Linked DNA regions of Mus musculus: region 2 is linked to region 1. The links are chromatin loops, found by intact Hi-C in ENCODE. Cell type or tissue: left cerebral cortex. All regions are shown on one strand. Links, peaks and the distances in the headings refer to the core of each region. The heading gives the core; the rest is flanking DNA. Region 1 overlaps Myo1e (myosin IE). Region 2 overlaps Fam81a (family with sequence similarity 81, member A).

Region 1 (2,917 bases), core at 331-2,830:
GAGGCCTGGGGTTCAGTTCCAAACACAGAAAGCCTTTGATCAAGGTAAGACAACAATGGGAGAGCTGTTTGTTTCAGATAATTATTTTTTACACTTTTTGTCATGCTATGTTACTTTTGTGTGTGTGTCTATTTATGCCTATGTAAATATATATATACATAAGTATATATAAATATAAATATACATATGCAAAAACGGGCACTCAGGCTTCCGCCTCTGCCTCGATGTGATGCAAGTTTCCTTATTTTAGGAATGCTAAAATTAAATGATGAGGTAATATTAATCACATCCTGAGAAACAAAGACTACCTTCCGCTGGGTGGCCTGAATGTACAGCAATAGCCTTTTGTTAATAGTCTGCTCTCCCAAAATCCCCATTCTTCCCTCAAAATCCCCCTGAATTCATAATGACCTCAATTCAAAACATGCTCGATCCCATCTGAAATCTCCTCTCTCTGTGAGCCGCCTTGGTGTTGCCAGAATCAAGTTTGTTAAAGAAACCCACATCTATAAAAGGACACATGCTCTCGGTGATCAAGGAATTGGAGGCCCACATCTTAACATTCTATGAACCTCAGTCTAGTTGATGTCAACAAATGTTGCCAATTGTGTAACAGCCACGATCATCAGAGCAGCTGTGACTACTTACAAGCAGCCTTCAAGAGTCTGCCTGCTAAGTGTTGGTTCCTGCATAGAAGGAGTCAGTGGGACACTGACTTGTCACCTGGATTCCAGGGCTCCTCTGGTAACTATCTCCTTTCCAGTTGCCCCAGCTGTAGCTGGCCTTACAAACACTCTATTTTACGACTTGCTTTACTAAGTTGTAACAATGTAAACACTGAAGAACTTTAGGAAAAGGAAGTGTAATGTTACAACCAAAGAGTATAACATCACAGAAACAGTTAAAATAATTATGAAAGAATTACAAGCCAGGCAGCCAGGGCTCAACAGCAACAATGTATCTACAACAGGTTGGTAACAATGTGAAAATAGTATAAGAAAAAGAAAGGCCAGGACAACTGGAAAAGATATTACTTGGTCCTAGTTTGCTCTGATGCTGTGATAAAATGTCAAGATAAAAAGCAACTTAGGGAGGATAAACTTTATTTGGTTTACAAGTCATTATGTAGAGGAGCCTGGAGGCAGGAGCTCCGGCAGAGATCATGGAGGAGTGCTGCTTATCAGCTTGCTCTCCAGGGCTTGCTCAGTTTGCTTTCTTATATATCCCAGAACCACCTGCCCAGGGGTGGCACCATTCAGTGAGCTGGACCCTCCCACATCAATCATTAATCAAGAAAATGCCCCATAGGCATGCCTACAGATAATCTGAGGGAAGCATCTTTATAGTCGAGGGTGCTCTTTCCAGCTGACTCTGGCTTGTGCTAGTTGACAAAATAACTGGCACACACTTGTTAGGAGGTTGCTACATAAATGTTTCTTTTCTCTTCTGCTGTGATTTATCATTATGCTTTTTACAGTGCTGAGTGTTGAACCTGAGTTTCATGCATACTAGGCAATTGCTCTACTAATGAGCTACAAACCCAGTGCTGGCCCTAAGGTGATTCCTTCCATCCTTCTTCCTCCTCCTCCTCCTTCTTCTTCTCCTTCTCCTTCTTTCTTCTTCTTCTTTCTTCTTCCTTCTTTTCTCCTTCTTCTCCTTCTTCCTTTCTTAACTATGTATAGGTATGGTTGTGTGGGTGTGTGCATTTAAGTGTAGTGGCAATGGTGGCCAGATGAGGGCATCAGATTCCGCTACAAGGGCTGGGAACTGAACTTGGGTTTGTGAGAATAGTACACACTCTTAACCATGGAGCCAACTCTCAAGCTTCTATGACTTTCTCAATGCCTACATTTTATTTTTATGGTTTGTGCATGTGTGTAAACCAGAGGATGATGTCAGAATGTCTTTTCCATTATTTTCCACCTTTTTTTTTTTTGAGACAGGGTCTCTCTAACGGAACCCACGGCCTATGACTGATTGGATAGACCGTCTGGCTCCTGCACTCTAAGAGATCTGCCTTTCTCCTACCCACTCCCAGTGCCAAGGTTACAGAGGGCTTACCCCTATGCCTGGACCTTACAATTTTGTCTTTGAGACAGGCAATTAACCATGTATTTTTATATATTTTAAAAACATCTTTCCCCCCCACCTCCAAGAGGAAGAATCACCCCACAATGATGATGAATATTCCTCAATTTTATTATTTTACTATTCAATTATATATATATATATATATATATATATATATATATATCACCATGACTAATCAGACTTCTGTTAAGTTTGCACTTCTGTATTCATAATTACTTAGAATAAGCCTCAAGAGAGAAAAACACAATAATCCTAGCAGAATTATAAAATAAAAGTCTATCCCACAACAGTGCCCTTGTTTAATAGTGTGGCCAGGCACTAAATACTGTGTCTCCTAAAAAGTATTTTTACACAGGGGCTGGGGTGTAGGACTCATGCCATGGTGAACATGTGGAACTCAGAAATCAGAGGGCAATTTGAATGAGTTGTTCACCCCTTCAAGCCTGTAGGTTCTGGTGATCCAAGCATTTTGGAGGACTGAACTGTCTCCCAGACCTGACCAAGCATTGTATCACTGTTTGAAACAAAACAGCAGAATTGTAACAGAGAGCAAGTAACTCTTTTCATGTATTAAAATAAATATGCCAGGCCCCAAAATAGGGCATCCACTTTCTCAGGAGCTGTGATTTCTAAGCAATTTAAAATAATTAGCTCTGGCTAAACATTGATCTGAATGCTCGTTTCTTGGTTTCAGTTTATAGCCACTTAAAGGGACATTTTATTGATCACAGCCGGTAATGTGCTTAAAATAATGGCACAATAATGGAATCTTCCATAATTATTGAAGCTTACAGTATATCTAACCATATCTGTACTGGCCTGCTTG
Region 2 (2,917 bases), core at 133-2,632, 200 kb after region 1:
AGCTCCTCGGTGCTTGGGGTGGCCCAGGCAGGAGGAGGGGAAATTAGAGGCCAGCTTTGATTACACCATGAGCTACTGTCTCAAAAGACAAATAAACAAATAAGTCTACACGCAGCTTAAGGCATAGCAGATAAATAAAATCACTCCCATACGAAGGAAAGATAATAAAAAAATAAAAGAACACAGTTTTATTGGTGGATTAGGGAACTCTCAGTGGAGAGTTATACCTCTTTCTGGGCTTACTGGTTCTCTGCTTCTGGGTTCATCAGTTCACTGATAAAAAGAGCTCCTTAGGCAGGCAGATGTTCATGAGTGTAAGGCCAGCCTGATCTACACATCAAGTTCAGGACCAGCCAGGGTTAACAGTAAGACCTTTAGTTTTAAACAAACAAACAAACTAACTAACTAACAAACAAACAAAATCTTCTTTTGGGAAAAAAATGAGTCGAGCACTCATATACTTTCCTGAATTATGAAATGGACACGTGTGAATTTGCCACTGACCCTAAGTGTCCTTTTTGTTGCCCAGGTTCTCCAGGAGCAGATCCGTGCCAGGGACAACATCAGCTATGGAACTAATTCTGCCTTAAAGACGCTGGAGATGCGCCAGCTCTCTGGCTTGGGAGATCTCCGAGGAAGAGTTGCAAGGTAGGTGCCCTCAAAACATCCCACGGAAGTGTCTTGGGGAAGGAAGGGTTATTTTGGCTCACAGCTGGAAGTTACAGTCCATCAGGTGGGGAAGATGTGTCATCAGGAGTGTGAGGTGACTATTCTCATGGGGTTCAAGGTCAAGGAGCAGAGGGAGATGGGTTATAACTAAGATTGATTTCTTCTTTTTATTCAGTCTGGGACGAGAGCCCCTGAGGCGGCTCTGGCCACACTCAGGGTAGGTTTTTCCCTCTTCAGTTTCGCCTCTCTAGTAACGCCCTCACAGCTAAGCCCAGAGGTCTTCTGGGTGATTCTGAATTCAGTCAAGCTGGCCAGGAAGATGACCAGTACAGCAGGTATTCAAATGTTGGAGACTTTACTCCTTGAGAGCAATTTCGTTTGACGTTGAGATGCTCAGGGAGTAAAGTGCTCACTGTTGGAAGTTTGCTGAACTGAGGTGGAAGGAGGGCACTAACTCCACGAGGTTGTTCTTTTCTCTCAGATCTCTCTCTCTCTCTCTCTCTCTCTCTCTCTCTCTCTCTCTCTCTCTCTCACACACACACACACACACACACACACACAGAGCACTGCCCTCATCACCACCATCATCATAAATACCCATACTTTTTATGAACTCCAATTTAGTGAAGAAGTCCAGTAATTTCTTTTACTACCCCCTTTCTAGCTTTGACCACAGAAGCTACTGGCAGACTTCAACCCTGGGTGTCAGCCTGCCATGATTTCTTTCAGTGCCAAAACTGGCTGGGTCATCATGGGAGGAAATGATCAGAGAGCGCCCTCTGCTGGTGGAAGTTATTTGGTCACGTAATAGTATGGTCAGTGAATCACGTAACTCACAGCTTACTGTTTGAATGCCTTTTCAAATGTTCATCTTTGTTATAATTAACTTTTTTTTTATTTCCTGAAATTATTGATTTCCCATAGGCTGGAAATTTTAATATGTGTTTTCCTATAAGTGTGGAAAGTGATTTTCTCTTTACTTGGGTATTTTCCATGAACCCAGAGCCTCAGGATTACCTGGGATATTTCTTCAAATGTATTTTGTTTACAGTTACATTTATGCGCTTATGCGCACAGGTGTGTATACACACGTGTGTGTACTGTGTCACCTGTGTGGATATCAGAGGATAAATGCAGAAATCAATACTCTCCTTCTACCCCACCTGTCTCGGGAAACTCAAGTTATCGGGTCTAGCTAGTGCTTTTACGGGTTGTGCCTTCTTCCTGGCTCTTACCTGGGACCTTGTGAGCAATGTCCACTGCTCCCACGTCCCACAGCTACTGAATTAGAATCTGTTTCTAAAGAGATACCTGGGTTCTAGGCGCACTATATTTGAGAGTTGTTGCAAGAGGCCTTCCCTTCCGGATTACTTTTAGCTGGCTGGGATGAAGTTGTCCTGACTACAGTTGGGCCTCTTTTACCCTCTGCTGCTATCAAGCGCTCAGTACAACTTTACAGCTAATAATGGGGATTTGGAGCAAAGACGCACTTTCAGCCAGTTTGGGGTAGCAGTGAGCTCAGGTGAGCATGGGATGAAATTAGGAACGAGACCAACAGAGACCAGGCACTGTTAAGGCCGCAGAGAGAGCCACGGTCTGGTGTATTTGTGACGAAACCTAGTTATTGATTGATGTCCATAGGTGCTACAGTAGAGAAAGAACCTCACCAAGATGCTAAGTCTCCATTTTCTGAAGAAGCAGAGGGGTTCAGCCTTCTTGGAAAAGGCTGACCCCCGCCTAGCTCACTGCAGTTACTTTATTCAAACATCATACAAGGTTAATTGGGGCTGGGAAAGGTTCCAGCTACCAAAGTTATCTTGCCCTTGCTGCCCCTGAGAGCAGACAATTCCCACAGATCTCGGTCCCTTTTGACCATGGCTAGCCATAACCAAAAGAAAGAATTCCTGGTTTGTCGGGAGCACCTTGGGACCAAGGTCGGGGCAGCTGCAGGCTCTCACGTAGCACCAAGTGCAGATCCTCTAAACAAATAACATCTCTTCAAGGTTCAAACAGCCACAGAACAATTTCTCAGCTTCTATTGATTGACCCAAACACAGCAAAGGCTTTGCTGAGACACTGCACTCAAAGCCAGACACAGCGGCTTACTATACATTTCCCTTAAAGCCAGACATAGCGGCTTTACTATGCATATCACAACATCTAGTGTCTTGTATTCCGGGCATGCGTCTTGGCAGACTGAAGGGTAAAGAACTGTGTTCAGCTGGAGGAGGCTCTAAGGGCTGAATGA

The links. Peaks named below come from ENCODE experiments on the same cell type or tissue, not always from the same donor. Only the 100,000 strongest peaks of a DNase experiment are listed, where the experiment ranks them.
Region 2: a loop joins it to region 1, with 2.5 times the contacts of the local background. A loop is called at or near these places in 9 of 42 quality-filtered maps.

Annotation. Positions count from the first base shown.
Region 1 is chr9:70,313,043-70,315,959 of GRCm38, reverse strand. All of the region lies in intron 4 of Myo1e (myosin IE), which reads right to left. Among named protein-coding and RNA genes, the nearest start is that of Gm40531, 16 kb to the right of the region's middle. In left cerebral cortex, for the core only: CTCF peaks have their summits at 336 and 1,740 (motif pointing right); DNase peaks (open chromatin) are centred at 363 and 1,732; H3K27ac peaks cover 424 bases.
Region 2 is chr9:70,107,989-70,110,905 of GRCm38, reverse strand. It overlaps Fam81a (family with sequence similarity 81, member A), which reads left to right. Exons shown (of 9, transcript NM_029784.2): 4 at 530-648. Among named protein-coding and RNA genes, the nearest start is that of Gm39369, 26 kb to the right of the region's middle. In left cerebral cortex, for the core only: a CTCF peak has its summit at 1,440 (motif pointing left); DNase peaks (open chromatin) are centred at 599 and 1,439.